Regions from separate parts of the Homo sapiens genome. Here region 1 is linked to region 2. A link is an interaction called in ENCODE POLR2A ChIA-PET data of the cell type or tissue named here. Cell type or tissue: Panc1. All regions are shown on one strand. Each heading gives the region's core, and the rest is flanking DNA. Links, peaks and the distances in the headings are about the cores only.

Evidence for each region. ChIA-PET counts read pairs that join two places held together with the same protein. Peaks named below come from ENCODE experiments on the same cell type or tissue, not always from the same donor. Only the 100,000 strongest peaks of a DNase experiment are listed, where the experiment ranks them.
Region 1: POLR2A ChIA-PET joins it to region 2 with 10 read pairs; 12 of 35 experiments call an interaction of 5 or more read pairs at or near these places.

What each region holds. Positions count from the first base shown.
Region 1 is chr15:41,244,881-41,254,290 of GRCh38, reverse strand. All of the region lies in intron 2 of CHP1 (calcineurin like EF-hand protein 1), which reads right to left. Among named protein-coding and RNA genes, the nearest start is that of CHP1, 18 kb to the right of the region's middle. RefSeq lists a silencer at 5,194-5,394. In Panc1, for the core only: no CTCF peak of the experiment used is centred there; a DNase peak (open chromatin) is centred at 4,360.
Region 2 is chr15:41,319,468-41,328,877 of GRCh38, reverse strand. It overlaps OIP5 (Opa interacting protein 5), which reads left to right. Exons shown (of 5, transcript NM_007280.2): 3 at 9,098-9,220. Among named protein-coding and RNA genes, the nearest start is that of OIP5, 8.4 kb to the left of the region's middle. In Panc1, for the core only: no CTCF peak of the experiment used is centred there; no DNase peak of the experiment used is centred there.

The DNA of each region.
Region 1 (9,410 bases), core at 988-8,987, 75 kb after region 2:
GTCTAGTATCAAGTGGTGATGCACAACCTAGCCTGAACTTCAGTCTCAATAAGGAGGTGTACACTTGGCCTTCCGATGGACCTGTCCTTTGATACTTTCTAACTCTACTCTTAGAATTTAGATTGTATATATAATGTAGTTCCAGTCACCCAGATCAAGGACAGTATTGCTAAAAGTATTAAAGTTAAAAAGAAAGAGGGCTGGGTATGGCAGCTCAGCCTATAATCCCAGCACTTTTGGAGGCCAAGGTGGAAGAACTGCTTCAGGCTAGGAGTTCGAGACCAGCCTGGGCAACAGAGCAAGACCACATCTCTAAAAAGTTTAAAAAAAAAAAAAAAATTAGCCAGGCATGGTGGCACGTGCCTGTAGTCCCAGCTACTTGGGAAGCTGAAGCGGGAGGATTGTTTGAGCCTAGAAGGTCAAGGCTGCAAGGAGCCATGGTAACATCACTGCCCTCGAGCCTGGGTGACAGAGTGAGACCCTGTTTCAAAACAGAAAAAACAAAACAAACAGAAAGAGTATAAAAAATAATTTGTCAGCCGGGCGCAGTGGCTCACACCTGTAATCCCAGCACTTTGGGAGGCCGAGGCGGGAGGATCATGAGGTCAAGAGATGAAGACCAACCTGGCTAACACGGTGAAACCCCGTCTCTACTAAAAAAACAAAAAATTAGCTAGGCGTGGTGACGGGCACCTGTAGTCCCAGCTACTCGGGAGACTGAGGCAGGAGAATGGCATGAACCTGGGAGGTGGAGGTTGCAGTGAGCCAAGATTGCGCCACTGCACTCCAGCCTGGTGACAGAGCAAGACTCCGTCTCAAAATAAATAAATAAATAAATAAATAAATAAATAAATAAATAAATAAATACTTTGTCAACTGTTAAATAAATAATATACGAACAAGTTATTATTACTGGTTGCTTTATAGTAGAATGTAGATCTGGGCAGTTTCTCTAAAACTTAGATTCTCAAATTTACCCATCAACATAAACCTAATAGAAAAAAATAAATACTCCAAAGTGGCCTAAACACCACAAGCATAAGATCCATCCGAAGGCCGGGCACAGTGGCTCACGCCTGTAATCCCAGCACTTTGGGAGGCTGAGGCAGGTGGATCACGAGGTCAAGAGATCAAGACCATCCTGGCCAACATGGTGAAACCCCGTCTCTACTAAAAACACAAAAATTAGCTGGGCATGGTGGCGCGAGCCTGTAGTCCCAGCTACTCTGGAGGCTGAGAAAGGAGAATCACTTGAACCTGGGAGGTGGAGGTTGCAGTGAGCCAAGATTGCGCCACTGCACTCCAGCCTGGTGACAGAGTGAGACTCCATCTCAAAAAAAAAAAAAAAAAAAAAAAAAAAAAACCATGTGAAATACAGATTTGTGTGGATTCACTGAAAAGCATACCAACATTATGTTCTGCCTCATGGTATACCTAGGAAAACCTTCCTTGAAGATTTTTTTAGAAAAAGACAGTATCACTGGTAGTAGTCAATTCTGAGAACAGAGCCATGTACGATGGCATTCTTTGTGGCCAAGAAATTTCCAATGGGGAGTGGTTTTCCAAACATTCAAGGGCACAGGGATGCTTAGAAAAACCAGGGTTTTTAGACTGTTAGTAACCAGACATGCCATCCCTCTATACTGCTCACCTTCACTGTGCAAGTCCCTTCTCTTACAGAGAGATTCAGCCTCACAGGTAACTTCTATCTCAAGCACCCACAGGTTGTTGCTTTAGTTGACTTGTACATAATGAGGAGATTAAAATCTGTTAATAGGACATACCCACTGGAACACACATTCAATTAGAAAACACAGCTTTCCAGGCCGGGCGTGGTGGCTCACTCCTGTAATTCCAGCACTTTGGGAGGCCGAGGTGGGTGGATCATGAGGTCAGGAGTTAGACACGAGCCTGGCCAAGATGGTAAAACCCCGTCTCTACTAAAAATACAAAAATCAGACGGGCGTGGTGGCGGGTGCCTGTAATCCCAGCTACTTGGGAGGCTGAGGCAGAGAACTGCTTGAACCCGGGAGGCGGAGGTTGCAGTCAGCCAAGATTGTACCACTCCAGCCTGGGCAACAGAGCGAGACTCTGTCTCAAAAAAAAAAAAGAAAAGAAAATACAGCTTTCCATTTTAAGTAGTATGAGAGGTTAAGCATATGGTACAACATATTTATTAACACTGAAATGACAAAAATTTCCATTAGCTAAAGCACTTAATCAGTATTTTTAAATTAAATGGATAAGATGGCCAGGCGTGGTGGTTGACGCCTATAATCCCAGCACTTTGGGAGGCCAAGGTGGGCAGATCGCCTGAGGTCAGGAGTTTGAGACCAGCCTGACCAATATGGAGAAACCCTGTCTCTATTAAAAATACAAAATAAGCCAGGCATAGTGGCATGTGCCTGTAATCCCAACCCAGGAGTCCGAGACCAGCCTGGGCAACATAGGGAAACCCTGTCTCTAATTAAAAAAAAAAAAAAAAAGGCAGCTGGCAGCGATCCCCAGCCTTTTTGGGACCAGGGACCAGTTTTATGGAAAATAATTTTTCTCCTGGGGGTAGACAGGATAGTTTCAGGATGACACTGTTCAACCTCAGATCAGCAGGCATTAGATTCTCATAAGGAGCACTCAGTCTAGATCCCTCACATGGGCAGTTCACAATAGGGTTTCTGTTCCTATGAGAATCTAGTGCCGCCACTGATCTGACCGGAGGCGGTGCTCAGGTGATAATGCTCACTTGCATTCTGTTCACCTCCTGCTGTGTAGCCCGGTTCCTAACTGGCCACAGACTGGTACTGGTCTGCAACCCAGAGGTTGGGGACCCCAGGGGTCCTAAAGTGGTCTTTTGCAGGTCAGGTTAAGGTAAGAGCCTGGTCAGTATCTGAACACAAAGATGGTTTCTCTTCTTTAAATATTCTTTGTTCTGATGTAATCTATGGAGTTACAAGGCAGGATAATGATTACCCTTTGGGGAGGGGAGCAGGTAAAGACAAAAGGAGCATAAGGGAAGCTTCTGGGTATTGGTAATAATCAGTTTCTTCATCTGGAGGCTGGATAGTCTTCCCTTGGTGAAAATTTATCATGTCCAATGCTTTTGATTTGTGCACTTTTCTGTATGTTATACTTCAATAAAGTTTGCTTTAAAAACATCCTCTGGGCCAGGCACAGTGGCTCACACCTGTAATCCTAGCACTTTGGGAGGCTGAGGTGGGTGGGTCACAAGGTCAAGAGATCGAGACCATCCTGGCCAACATGGTGAAACCCGTCTCTACTAAAAATAAAAAAATTCACTGGGCGTGGTAGTGCACGCCTATAATTGCAGCTACTCTGGAGGCTGAGGCAGGAGAATCACTTGAACCCGGAAGCGGTGAACTTGGCTGCAGTGAGCCGAGATTGTGCCTCTGCACTCCAGCCTGGTGACAGAGCGAGACTCTGTCTCAAAAAAAAAAAAAGAAAGAAAGAAAGAAAGTCTTAAATATCTCCTCTTGATATTCTGAAATTTCATCTATATATATCTTATTGTGAAGTATTCTTTATTATTCATTGTTCAGCATTAGGTGAACCTTCTTAGACTAAAAATGGGCCCTTTAGCTGGGAAGTTTGCTTCTGTTCCTTTTTTTTTTTTTTGGTAAGAAACCTCACCTGGATTTTGTTCCTATTTTAAAAATTATTTCTTCTCCTCCTCTTTATTATTTATTTATTTATTATTTATTTATTTTTGAGATGGAATTTCACTCTTACTGCCCAGGCTGGAGTGCAATGGCATGATCTTGGCTCACTGCAACCTCCGCCTCCCGGGTTCAAGCGATTCCCCTGCCTCGGCCTCCCAAAGTGCTGGGATTACAGGCATGAGCCACTGCGCCTGGCCTAAGCTGCCTTTTTAGAAAAAACAATCTCTATGGCAATGGTAGAAATATCTTACCCAAAATAATGGCATCTGAAGAAAGTAAGGTTTATAAGGTTACAGTGTATATTTATATTCCGTGAAATATCAATCTGAAGAGATGGTCCATGTAAAAAGGCAGACAGGGAAATTGCAAATCAATTTGGCAAACACTTCTCCCTTGAATGTTCCCAATTCACCCAGGTAAATTAAAGATGTGGTGAAATCTAGTAATTAGGTAGCCTATTTAACCTTGTTGACCAAGGTTTTCACAAATTTTAGTCAATAACTTTTTGCTTTTTTTTTTTTTTTTTAACATAACACCTATTGATAGACCAAGGAATGACTGTTCTATAAAGCATGCTTCGGAGTGAGTCTCTGAAAGCACTCTGAAGAAGCTCCATTCTAACCAAAGCCTTCCACAGTTCTGCCTTATGTTCCACTGGAGCTGATCACTACAAAGGAATGCAGAATGCCCCAGACTGTACACTGTAGCCTCTCACTCTGCAGAATTTGGCTTCAGGCCCAGACATGGAGCACCTTGAAAGAGGAAAGTAAAAAAAAAAAAAAAAAATTGTTGAAGTGAAAATCTTTCTCCTAATAACTACAACTGCCTTCTTAAGGTGAAGGCGAGGCCGGGCGCAGTGGCTTACGCCTGTAATCTTAGCACTTTGGGAGGCCAAGGCAGGTGGATCACAAGGTCAGGAGATCAAAACCATCCTGGCTAACACAGTGAAACCCCGTCTCTACTAAAAATACAAAAAATTAGCTGGGTGTGGTGGCGGGCACCTGTAGTCCCAGCTACTCGGTTGGCTGAGGCATGAGAATGGCATGAACCCGGGAGGCGGAGGTTGCAGTGAGCCGAGATCGTGCCACTGCACTCCAGCCTGGACGACAGAGCGAGACTCCATCTCAAAAAAAAAAAAAAAAAAAAAAAAAAAAGAAGGTGAAGGCCAGGCATGGTGGCACACATCTGTAGTCCCAGCACTTTGGGAGACTGAGGCAGGCAGATGGTTTGAGTTCAGGAGTTCGAGACCAGTCATGGGGAACATGGCGAGACCTCCTCTCTACAAAAAATACAAAAGTTAGCCAGGCAGTGACACGTGCCTGTAGTCCCAGCTACTCAGGAGGCTGAGGTGGGAGGCTACAGTGAGCCGTGATGGTGCCACTGCAATCAAGCCTGGGCAATAGAGTCAGACCCTGTCTCAAAAACAAAAACCAAAAAAAGAAGGTGGAAGCTGTTCCAGGTAACAAAAGATTGGAAGCCACTTGTATTCGGATGAGCACTCTGATGGGTCCTGGAAACATCAAGACAGGCCTTAAGCTGAGTTTGGCAACAAAGGCTGGAGAGAACTGGATCATTCTACTAGAGAAGAGTTCCCAGTTAGGCCAACTCATTTCTAAGGCTAGAGGGGGTAGAAGAGGAGAGGGCTGAGAGAAGGGGAAGACAATTTAATCGGATGGCCACAGGCTAAGAAGATAATTGTCAGGAGGCACAGCCAGAGTGAAATCCCAGTAGTGGGTGGGTCTGACAAAACGATTTACATAAAATATATTACTCGTTTACTATGTGGCACATTATGTGGTACAATTGGCTAATTTCTTCTAGGTATTCAAGGTAGCTTGGTGCTTCTCTCATTTATTTTTATTTTTTGTAGAGACGGGGTTTCACTATGTTGCTCAGGCTGGTCTTGAGACTCCGGGCCTCAAGGAATCCTCTCACCTCAGCCTCCCAAAGTGCTGGGATTACAGGCATGAGTCTCCTCGCCCAACCTTTCTTATATTTCAATCCACACCATGATAGAGATCAAAGAACAGGTTTAAGACCTAGAGCTTTCAGGCCAGGTACAGTGGCTTATGCCTATAATCCCAGTACTTTGGGAGGCCATGGCGGGAGGACTGATGGAGCCCAGGAGTTTGAGACCAGCATGGGCAACAAGGTGAGACTGTGTCTCCACAAAAAATGAAAATAAAATAAAAATAACAGGAGAAGCACCAAGCTACCTTGAATACCTAGAAGAAACTATTCCATTGTACCACATAATGTGCGCTTTTTTGCTTTTTTGCTAAAAGTAAAAAGAAAAAAAAATTAGCCAGGCATAGTGATGCATGCCTGTAGTCCTAGCTACTTGGGCAGCTGAGGTGGGAGAACTGTCTGAGCCCAGGAGGTTGAGGTTGCAGTGAGCTGTGATGGTGCCATTACACTCCAGCCTAGGAGACAGAGTGCGACCCTGTCTCTTACAAAAAAAAAAAAAATATTGCCAGCATGGAGAACAGTGTCTGGCACATCATAGATAGTCAGTAAATACCTACCAAATGAGTGAGCTAGTCTGCTGGTTTTCCACAGGCTGTGAAATGGTAACTTACAGATTGAGCAAATCTTACTTAGATACTTATTTATTTATTTATTTATTTTATTTATTTATTTTTTTATTTGAGACGGAGTCTTGCTCTGTCGCCCAGGCTGGAGTATGGTGGTGTGATCTCGGCTCACTGAAAGCTCCGCCTCCCGGGTTCACACCATTCTCCTGCCTCAGCCTCCCGAGTAGCTGGGACTACAGGTACCCACCACCACTCCCAGCTAATTTTTTGTATTTTTAGTAGAGACGGGGTTTCACTGTGTTAGCCAGGTTGGTCTTCTCTTGACCCCATGATCTGCCTGCCTCGGCCTCCCAAAGTGCTGGGATTACAGGCGTGAACCACCGCGCCCGGCCCTATTTATTTATTTATTTTAAGATGGAGTCTTGCTCTGCTGCCCAGGCTGGAGTGCAGTGGCACGATCTCGGCTCACTGCAACCTCCACCTCCCGGGTTCAAGTGATTCTCCTGCCTCAGCCTCCCAAGTAGCTGGGATTACAGGCGTGCGCCACCACACCTGGTTAATTTTTTTGTATTTTTAGTAGAGACGGGGTTTTACCATGTTGGCCAGCCTGGTCTCGAACTCCTGACCTCAGCTGATCCACCCATCTCGGCCTCCCAAAGTGCTGGGATTACAAGAGTGAGCCACCACAACCGGCCAGAATTTTTTTTTTTTTTAAAGGCAGGATCTCACTGTGTTGCCCAGGGTGCAGGGCAGTGCTGCAATCTTGGTTCACTACAACCTCCGCCTCCCGGGTTCAAGCAATTTTCCTGCCTCAACCTCCCAAGTACCTGGAATTCCAGGCATGCGCCACCACACCCAGCTAATTTTTGTATTTTTCGTAAAGATGGTGTTTCACCATGTCGGCCAGGCCGATCTCAAACTCCTGGCCTCAAGTGATCCACCTGCCTTGGCCTCCCAAAGTGCTGGATTACAGCCAGGTGTAAGCCACTGCGCTTGGCCCTTACTTAGATTTTAAGGAGCAGGCTACACTGACGCCTGGAAAGTTTTCAACATTTTTTTTTTTTTTTTGAGACAGAGTCTCGCTCTGTAGCCCATGGTCTCGACCTCCTGACCTTGTGATCCGCCCGTCTCAGCCTCCCAAAGTGCTGGGATTACAGGTGTGAGCCACCACACCCGGGCTTTTTTTTAATTTTTTGAGATGGAGTCTAGCTGTGTCTCCCAGGCTGGAGTGCAGTAGCGTGATCTCGCCTCCCAGGTTCAAGTGATTCTCCTACCTCAGCCTCTCGAGTAGCTGGGACTACAGGCGCCTGCCACCACGCCCAGCTAATTTTTTGTATTTTTAATAGAGACGGGGTTTCACTGCGTTAGCCAGGCAGGTGCATCACGAGGTCAGGATATCGAGACCATGGGCTACAGAGCGAGACTCTCTCTCAAAAAAAAAAAAAAAAAAAAAAAAAAGCTTTTTGGCCAGGCACGGTGGCTCGCACCTTTAATCCCAGCACTTTGGGAGGCCAAGGCGGGTGGATCACGAGGTCAGGAGTTTGAGACCAGCCTGGCCAAGATGGTGAAACCCCGTTTCTACTAAAAATACAGAAATTAGCAGGGCGTGGTGTCATGCGCCTGTAATCCTAGCTACTCAGGAAGCTGAGGCAGGAGAATCACTTGAACCCGGGAGGCAGAGGTTGCAGTGAGCCGAGATCACACCATTGCACTCCAGCCTGGCCAACAAGAGTGAAACTCCATCTTAAAAAAAAAAGAAACAGCTCATTAAAAAAAAAACTTTTCGATTATTTTCCAGCACACAGCAAACATGATAAAAACACACACATTTAGAAACCACCCACTTTCTACAAAGAAGAAAAGAACTCAGAATATAAATTTTAAGTCTTTACTGGGTGGTTAAGTCTGAATTTATGAGGCAAGTATAAACTCAAAGGAATTTTTAAGTATTGGAGCTAAAATTACAAATAGGGATTTCTAGTCTAGTTATTTTTCAAGTGTAAATTCACATAGTTTTAATAGCGTCTTCAACGAATGGTGCTGGTACAACTGGATATCCACATGCAAAAAAAAATGATGTTGGACTCTTCTCTGACACCATATACAAAACCAACTCAAAATAAATCAAAAGACCTTAATATAAGAACTAAAACCATAAAGCCCTTACAAGAAGATATAGGATAAGCCTTTGGGACACTGGATTTGGCAATGGTTTCTTATATATGATACCAAAAGCACAAGCACTGAAAGAAATATTAAAGAAACTGGACTTCATCAAAATTAAAAACTTTTGTGCTTTAAAGAACACTACAAAGAGAGTGAAAAGACAACTCATATGACCCACCATTCCACTCCTAGGTATACGTCCAAGAGAAATTAAAACATATGTGCACCCAAAAATGTTTAAAGCAACACTATTTGCAATACTCAAAAGGTGTAAACTCAAATGTTTACTAACTGCTGAATGGATACACAAATGTGGCATATCCATATGACAGACTATTTATTCAGCCATAAAAAGGAATGAAGTACTGGTATATGCTACATCATGGATGAACCTTAAAAACATCATGTTAAGTAGAAGAAGTCAGTTTGTTTGTTTGAGACAAAGTCTCTCTCTGTCGCCCAGGCTGGAATACAGCAGCACAATCTGGGCTCACTGCAACCTCCACCTCCCAAGTTCAAGCAATTCTCCTGCCTCAGCCTCCTGAGTAGCTTGGATTACAGGCGCCCACCACCACGCACAGGCGCCCACCACCACGCCACGCTAATTTTTGTATTTTTAATAGAGACGGGGTTTCCCCATGTTGGCCAGCCTGGTCTCGAACTCCTGATCTCAGGTGATCCGCCCGCCTTGGCCTCCCAAAGTGCTAGAATTACAGGCATGAGCCACCGTGTCCAGCCAGAAGAAGTCAGTTATGAGAGGGCCATATAATTCCATTTATATGAATTGTCCAGAGAGAAAAAGAAGGTAGATTTATGGTTGCCAGGGGATGAGAGAAGGGGGAAATACGTATGCTTAATAGGTATGCTTAACCCCATGCTTAATGAGTATGGGGTTTCCATTTGGGGTGATGATTACGTCCAAAGGCTTAGCAACTGTATTCCTTCCCCCTTTATGCTACATCCAACACCTGTGCTAGAAACTTTCTAAAGAAGTCCTAAGCTGCTTCATGCCAGCCAAAAGGAAGGGCAACAGCTT
Region 2 (9,410 bases), core at 560-8,559:
CCATGTTGGCCATGCTGGTCTCGAACTTCTGACCTTGTGATCCACCTGCCTCAGCCTCCCAAAGTGCTGGGATTACAGGTGTGAGCCACCGCACCAGGCCTTAACTTTACTCTTAATGAGGCATGTGAAATAAATTGATCCCTCTCAATCTGTCATATTTGAATACTCCTAAAATATACTCCCTCCGACATTTATTTAAACATTCTACAATTGGCATGAACCTCTTAGATTCAAAGTCATAAAGTAGACAGATACAAGGTTACTTCCGTCTACATTTTATTGTTCTCTTACTGGTAGAGGATTTATTGTAACTAATTTTAAAAAGGATTATTATAGTATGTTGACACTTAGAAATAGCTTTTTTACCCTGAGCTTTTGTTGTGCTCAACAGCATATTTAAATGGAATTTTGTTTGTATTATAAGTGAAGTACATTTTTTTCTAATTGTTATGGCAAATTCAAACCCGAGAGAAGAATATAATGAACCTCTGTCTACCTGTCACTAAACTAGAGCACTTATCAACTCTTGGCCAATCTTGTTTCATCTAAAATCATAGTTGGCTTATCATGCTGGCTCACGCCTGTAATCCCAACACTTTTGGAGGCCAAGGTGGGAGGATCACTTGAACCCAGGAGTTCAAGACCATCATGAGCAACATAGCGAGACTTCATCTCTAAAACAAAACAAAATATCTATCCTCCACAATGTTTTGAAGCAGATACCTGAAATTACATCATTCCATCCATAAATATTTTGGTAAGGATCTTTATAAGAAACTTTTTTCTATTTATTTATTTTTTGAGATGGAGTCTGGCTCTTTTACCCAGGATGGAGAACAACCTCCGCCTCCCAGGCTCAAGCCATCCTTTCACCTCAGCCTCCCAAGTAGCTAGGACTATAAGGCATGCACCACCATGCCCAGCTAATTTGTTGTAGAGATAGGGTTTCAACATGTTGCCCAGGCTGGTTTTGAACTCCTGAACTCAAGTGATCTGCCCACCTTTGCTTCCCAAAGTGCTGGCATTACAAGCATGAGCCACTGCACTCAGCCTTTCTTTTCAATTATTTTATTTTATTTTTTATTTTTTTGAGATGGAGTCTTGCTCTGTAGCCCAGGCTGAAGTGCAGTGGCAGGATCTTGGCTCACTGCAAACTCCGCCTCCCGGGTTCAAGTGATTCCCCTGCCTCAGCCTCCCGAGTAACTGGGACTACAGGTGCATGCCACCACATCTGGCTAATTTTATGTATTTTAGTAGAGACGGGGTTTCACCATGTTGGCCAGGATGGTCTTAATCTCCTGACTTCGTGATCCTCCCACCTCAGCCTCCCAAAGTGTTGGGATTACAGGCGTGAGCCACTGCGCCCAGCCTCTTTTCTTTTTAAAGATATATCCCAATTCTGGCTGGGTACAGTGACTCACGCCTGTAATCCCAGCACTTTGGGAGGCCGAGGCGGGAGGATCACGAGGTCAGGAGTTCAACACCAGCCTGGATGACATAGCGAAACCCCATCTCTACTAATACAAAAATTTGCTGGGCGTGGTGGTGGGCGCCTGTAATCCCTGCTACTGGGGAGGCTGAGGCAGGAGAATCGCTTGAACCCAGGAGGCGGAGGTTGCAGTGAGCCGAGATCACACCATTGCACTCCAACCTGGGTGACAAGAGGAAGACTCCATCTCAGAAAAAAAAAAAATTTAAACATACCACAAACACTATAATAAGCCCCAGGTACCCAGTTTCAACAGTTATTAATATTTTGACAATTATTTTCCTCTATACTCTTCACTTTTTTTTTTTTTTAATTCCTGGAGTATTTTGAAACAAATCACATACAGTAAATCAACTCTTCATCACTTTGGTATTACTTCCTGTTGTCTTGTAGATTCACAGACTGTTATAACCAAAAAAATAACATAATCTAGTTGACCTCATTCTACTGATAAGGATATGGAGAAACAGTTGTATTTGGTAGTGTATTGGAAGTATTTTCCTCCTATAATATTCTCCAGTGCCCATGATCCAATGTAATGATGGAAGGCCCAGCAAGCTAGGTGATGCTAACCCTTAGTGGCAGAGCAAGGCAACCCAAAGCAGCTCAGCACGGATGGTTAGAGACGTAGTACCTACTGTGGTAAGATTGTTAAAAACATGGGGCCGGGCACGGTGGCTCACACCTGTAATGCCGGCACTTTGGAAGGCCTAGGTGTGCAGATCACCTGAGGTCAGGAGTTCGAGACCAGCCTGGCCAACACGGGGAAACCCCGTGTCTAGTAAAAGACAAAATTAGCCAAGCGTGGTGGTGCACGCCTGTAATCCCAGCTACTCACTTGGGAGGCCGAGTCAGGAGAATCACTTGAACCTAGGAGACGGAGGTTGTGGTAAGCCAAGATCACGCCATTGCACTCCAGCCTGGGGAATGAGCGAAACTCCATCTCAAAAAATCACAAACAAAAAACAATAAGGAGCCACAGACTATACACATGATCAGAGGCAAAGTGTGGGAATGAAGTTCTTTTTTTCTTCTACAGTGGTCAACTTAGGATAAATTTTTTTAAATCATAAACCATGGTTTAGCCACTGAGGCACCGCTATATCATTAATCTCACTATCTGAACTTATTGCAATTTTCTTTTCCTTGTTTTATAGTAATATTCAATAAAATATACTGTGTTTTACTGCACTTGCAGATACTGCTTTTTTGTTTGTTTGTTTTTTTGAGATGGAGTCACACTCTGTCACCTAGGCTAGAGTCCAGTGGCATTATCTCGGCTCACTGAAACCTCTGCCCCCTGGCTTCAAGCAATTCTTCTGCCTTAGCCTCCCTAGTAGCTGGGATGACAGGTGTGCCCTACCACACCCAGCTAACTTTTGTATTTTCAGTAGAGACAGGGTTTTGCCATGTTGGCCATGCTGGTCCTGAACTCCTGACCTCAAGTGATCTGCCCACCTTGGCCTTCCAGAGTGCTGGGATTACAGGTGTGAGCCACTATGCCCAGCCCAGGTAATGCAATTTTTTTTTTTTTTTTTTGAGACGGAGTCTTGCTCTGTTGCCCAGACAGAAGTGCAGTGGCATGATCTTGGCTCACTGCAACCTCCACATCCCGGGTTCAAGCAACTCTCCTGCCTCAGCCTCCCTAGTAGCTGGGATTACAGGTGCGTGCCACCACGCCCAGCTAATTTTTGTATTTTTATTAGAGATGGGTTTCGCCGTGTTTGCCAGGCTGGTCCTGAACTCCTGACCTCAAATGATCCACCTGCCTTGGCTTCCCATAGTGCTGGGATTACGGGTGTGAGCCACTGCGCCCAGCCCAGGGACTGCATTTTTTTTTTTTTTTAACAAATTGAAGGTTTGTGACAAGCTTTTGTTGAGCAAGTCTGTTGACACCATTTCTAACAGCATGTGCTCACTTTGTGTCTCTGTGTCACATGTTGGTAATTCTGGCAGTTTTTATTTTTATTATTTATTTATTTTGAGACGGAGGCTCGCTCTGTCACCCAGGCTGGAGTGCAGTGGCGTGATCTAGGCTCACTGCAAGCTCAGCCTCCTGGGTTCACACCATTCTCCTGCCTCAGCCTCCCGAGTAGCTGGGACTTACAGGGGCCCGCCACCACACCCGGCTAATTTTTTTGTAGTTTTAGTAGAGATGGGGTTTTACCATGTTAGCCAGGATGGTCTTGATCTCCTGACCTCATGACCTGCCTCCCTCGGCCTCCCAGAGTGCTGGGATTACAGCCACTGCGCCCGGCCAATTCTGGCAGTTTTTAAAACCTTTTCATCATTATGTCTGTTAACACTGATCTGTGATCAGTGATCTTTGCTGTTACTATTGTAATTGTGGGATGCCACAAACCGCACCCATTGAAGATAGCAAACTTAATCAATACATGCCTGTGTTTTGACTTCCACCAACTAGCCATTCAGTCTTGCCTTCTCAGGCCAATTAATAACCCAACAATGGCCTTTAAGTGTTCAAGTGAAAGAAAAAGTTGCAAGTCTCTCATTTTAAATCAAAAGCTAGAAATGATTAAGCTTAGTGAGGAAGGCATGTGAAGTCATGCCAAATTGTGAATATGAAGAAAAAAAATGGGGTTAGGCGCGGTGGCTCACGCTTGTAATCCCAGCACTTTTGGGAGACTGAGGCGGGTGGATCACATGAGGTCAGGAATTCAAGACCAGCCTGACCAACATGGTGAAACCCCATCTCTACTAAAAATACAAAATTAGCCGGGCATGGTGGCGCACACCTGTAATTCCAGCTCTTTGGGAGGCTGAGGCAGGAGAATTGCTTGAACCCGGGAGGCGGAGGTTGCAGTGCACCAAGAACACACCATTGCACTCCACCTTGGGCAACAAGAGCGAAACTCCATCAAACAAACAAACAAATAAATAAATGGAAATTAAAAGTGCTATTCCAGTGATAAGCTGATATGGAGAAAGTTTGAGTGGTATGAGTAGAAGATCAAATCAGCCACAACATTCCTTTAAACTAAAGCCTAATCCAGAACAAGGCCCTAACTCTGTTCAATTCTGTGAAGGCTGAGAGGTGAGGAAGCTGCAGAAGAAGTTTAGAGTATCAAATGTTGGCTCGGTGCAATGGCTCACGCCTGTAATCCCAGCACTTTGGGAGGCCGAGGTGGGTGGACTGGTTGAACCCAGGAGTTTGAGACCAACCTGGGCAACATGGTGAAATGCTGTCTCTACAAAATACAAAAAAATTTAGCCGGATGTGGTGGCGCACACCTATAGTCCCAGCTGCTTGGGAGGCTGAGAAGGAAGGCTGGCTTGAGCCCAGAGAGGTCGAGGCTGCAATGGAGCTGTGATTGTGCCACCACACTCCAGCCTGGGTGGGTGACAGAGCAAGACCATCTTAAAAAAAAAAAAAAAAAAAAAAGCAGAGGTTGGTTCATGAGATTTAAGGAAAGAAACCTTCTCCATAACAAAAGTCCAAAGTGAAACAGCAAGTACTGATGCAGAAGCTACAGAAAATGAAAGTGGGTACACTAAAGAACATATTTTCAGTGCAGATGAAACAGCCTTCTGTTGGAAGAAGATACCATCTCAGACTTTCATAGGTAGAAAGGAGAAGTCATTACCTGGCTTCAAAGGAGCTGGTCACAGTGACTCACATGTGTAATCCCAGCACTTTGGGAGACCAAAGTGGGAGGATTGCTTGAGCACAGGAGTTCAAGACCAGCCTGGGCAACATAGCAAGAACCTGTCTCTACGAAAAATTTAAAAATTAGATGGGCATTTTAGTGTGTACCTGTGGTCCCAGCTACTTGGAAGGCTGAGGTGGGAGGATCACTTGAGTCTGGGATGTCAAGGCTGTAGTGAGCTGTGATTGTACCACTGCACTCCATCCAAAAGAAAAAGAAAAAAAAGCTTCAAAGGACAGGCTTTCTTGTTAGGGGCTATTGCAGCTGGTGACTTTAAGTTGAAGTCAATGCTCATTTACTATTACTATCTATAGCTACTATAGATAGTTATTCCTCTGATGGATCTGGGCAAAGTAAATCAAAAACCTTCTGGAAACCCAGCTAAATTTTGTATTTTTAGTAGAGACGGAGTTTCACCATGTTGACCAGGCTGTTCTCAAACTCCTGATCTCAAGTGATCTGCCTGCCTCCCAAAATGCTGGGATTACAAGCGTGAGCCATTGCGCCCGAATGGAAATTAAATTAATTTCCACTGAGACATTTGTTTATAAGTACTGTGCTTTGTCTGAATTAATTAATTCCTACGTGGAATTTCAAATTAATGACACTTTATTTCATATTTTGCTTTTTGGTTAACTATATTCACAAGATTACATTACTATATGTGTGGTGTGGGTGTGGGACTTCATTTACCAATAAACTCAATATATTGTTATTTGTTCTTTTTTAGTATCCACTGACATGAATATTTCTTTTTAGCTATGTGATTTTTTTTTTTCTTTTTTAAGATGGAGTTTCGCTCTTGTTGCCCAGGCTGGAGTGCAGTGGCACAATCTCCGCTCACTGCAACCTCCGCCTCCCAGGTTCAAGCGATTCTCCTGCCTCACCCTCCTAAGTAGCTGGGATTACAGGCACCCGCCACCAGGCCTGGCTAATTTTTTTATTTTTAGTAGAGACAGGGTTTCGCCACGTTGGCCAGGCTGGTCTCGAACTCCTGACCTCAGGTGATCCACCCGCCTTGGCCTCCCAAAGTGCTGGGATTACAGGCGTGAGCCATCATGCCCGGGCTAGCTATGTGATTTTTATGTTGTATTTTGTTAATAGAATTCTCCTAGCCTGGGAAACAAAGTAAGACCCCATTTCTGCCAAAAAAAAAATTAGTAGGGCATGGTAGCATGCACCTGTAGTCCCAGCTTTGGGAAGCTGAGGCAGGTAGATCAGTTGAGCCCAGGAATTCAAGGCTGCAGTGAGCTATGATTGTATCACTACGTTCTAACCTGGGCGACAGAGCAAGAACTTGTCTCAAAAAAAAACCAAAAAAAACTTCATACTATATATTAATACAATTTATTTTTCCTTTACCAAACCACTTTAAAATTGCTTTTAGCACATGCATGATGAAATATTTTCTTAAAGTGCTTTTCTTGTAAAACATTTATTTATTTTTTAAGACGGGGTATTACCATGTTGCCTAGGCTGCTCTCGAATTCCTGGGCTCAAGCTATCTGCCCACTTTGGCCTCTCATAGTGCTGGGATTACAGTAGGTGTGAACCACTGTGCCTGACCAAAATGTTTCTTTCTAATATTTAAATATGTCTTATATACCAGCAAATATGATGACTTGCTCAAGAATTGTAATGAGAGCTAAAATCAACATCTGACTCTTCATCAGTAATCTTTTCAGAGGATAAGGAAAACAAAATAGATGGCTTGCTAGGGTAATAGGATTCCCTTTTCTTTCTCTTTTAGTCTGCGCATTTTTTTCTTTTTTATTTATTTATTTATTTATTTATTTTTTTATTGATCATTCTTGGGTGTTTCTCGCAGAGGGGGATTTGGCAGGGTCATAGGACAATAGTGGAGGGAAGGTCAGCAGATAAACAAGTGAACAAAGGTCTCTGGTTTTCCTAGGCAGAGGACCCTGCGGCCTTCCGCAGTGTTTGTGTCCCTGGGTACTTGAGATTAGGGAGTGGTGATGACTCTTAAGGAGCATGCTGCCTTCAAGCATCTGTTTAACAAAGCACATCTTGCACCGCCCTTAATCCATTTAACCCTGAGTGGACACAGCACATGTTTCAGAGAGCACAGGATTGGGGGTAAGGTCATAGATCAACAGGATCCCAAGGCAGAAGAATTTTTCTTAGTACAGAACAAAATGAAAAGTCTCCCATGTCTACTTCTTTCTACACAGACACAGCAGCCATCCGATTTCTCAATCTTTTCCCCACCTTTCCCCCTTTTCTATTCCACAAAACTGCCATTGTCATCATGGCCCATTCTCAATGAGCTGTTGGGTACACCTCCCAGACAGGGTGGTGGCCGGGCAGAGGGGCTCCTCACTTCCCAGTAGGGGCGGCCGGGCAGAGGCGCCCATCACCTCGCGGACGGGGCGGCTGGCCGGGCGGGGGGCTGACCCCCCCACCTCCCTCCAGGACGGGACGGCTGGCCGGGCGGGGGGCTGGACCACCCCACCTCCCTCCCGGACGGGGCGGCTGGCCGGGCGGGGGGCTGACCCCCCCACCTCCCTCCTGGACGGGGCGGCTGGCTGGGCGGGGGGCTGACCCCCCACCTCCCTCCCCGACAGGGTGGCTGCCGGGCGGAGACGCTCCTCACTTCCCAGATGGGGTGGCTGCCGGGCGGAGGGGCTCCTCACTTCTCAGACAGGGAGGCTGCCGGGCGGAGGGTCTCCTCACTTCTCAAGATGGGGCAGCCGGGCAGAGACGCTCCTCACCTCCCAGGCAGGGTCGCGGCCGGGCAGAGGCGCTCCTCACATCCCAGACGGGGCGGCAGGGCAGAGGCGTTCCCCACATCTCAGACCATGGGAGGCCGGGCAGAGACGCTCCTCACTTCCTAGATGGGATGGCGGCCGGGAAGAGGCGCTCCTCACTTCCTAGATGGGATGGCGGGCGGGCAGAGACGCTCCTCACTTTCCAGACTGGGCAGCCAGGCAGAGGGGCTCCTCACATCCCAGACGATGGGTGGCCAGGCAGAGACGCTCCTCACTTCCCAGACGGGGTGGCGGCTGGGCAGAGGCTGTAATCTCGGCACTTTGGGAGGCCAAGGCAGGCGGCTGGGAGGTGGAGGTTGTAGCGAGCCAAGATCATGCCACTGCACTCCAGCCTGGGCACCATTGAGCACTGAGTGAACGAGACGAGACTCCGTCTGCAATCCCGGCACCCTGGGAGGCCGAGGCTGGTGGATCACTCGCGGTTAGGAGCTGGAGACCAGCCCAGCCAACACAGCGAAACCCCGTCTCCACCAAAAAAATATGAAAACCTGTCAAGTGTGGCGGCGCGTGCCTGCAATCGCAGGCACTCGGCAGGCTGAGGCAGGAGAATCAGGCAGGGAGGTTGCAGTGAGCCGAGATGGCAGCAGTACAGTCCAGCTTTGGCTTGGCATCAGAGGGAGACCGTGGAAAGAGAGGGAGAGGGAGACCGTGGGGAGAGGAGGGAGAGGGAGAGGGCGCATTTTTTTCATTAACTTTCTTTTTTAATATAAGCAAAAGACAAACCTTGATTTTAGTTCTATGAACAATTTGTTTAGTAAGGCCCCAGTCAACTTGATTATTTTTCAACAACTGTGAATTTATATAATGATAGCCATTTTACATGATTTGTAGTTTTAAATGTTTAAATGTTAATCAGATTAGTTAGCTCTTTTTGTGTTTATTAGGGGTAAATTACCTTTCTCTTCTGAAGCGACAATTATACATCCATGATTGCTTTGACCAGAATATACGAGGGTATCCGCAATCCAGCATGTAATTAAATTACAATCTGAGTTACCCTTTCTTGAATGTGACATTCTTTCCGTCTCATTCCTATTACAATGTAATTTTCACCCTGACTTAGGTGTTAGGAATGCTTCAGAGACTAGTTATTTTTTATTTCTTATATGATTTTTTATTCTTACCCATATTGTGTTTTTCCCCACCCCTAGTACTTACAACCTTTTATTCTGTGGTTCTTGTGGGATTCCCGTTGGTTTCCATCTGTATTCTACCCATGCTGCCCTGGCTGCCTTGAGAGGTCACTTCTGCCTTTCCAGTGACAAAATGGTGTGGTGAGTAGACTTAGATATTGATCATCAAATACATTTTATTTTATTTATTTTGAGACAAAGTCCATCAAATAAATTTTAAAAGGTTTTTCAGGAAAGACAAAGTAGGCTGAGCACAGTGGCTTATGCCTGTAATCCCAGCACTTTAGGAGGCTGAGGCGGTGGATCACTCGAGGTCAGGAGTTTGAGACCA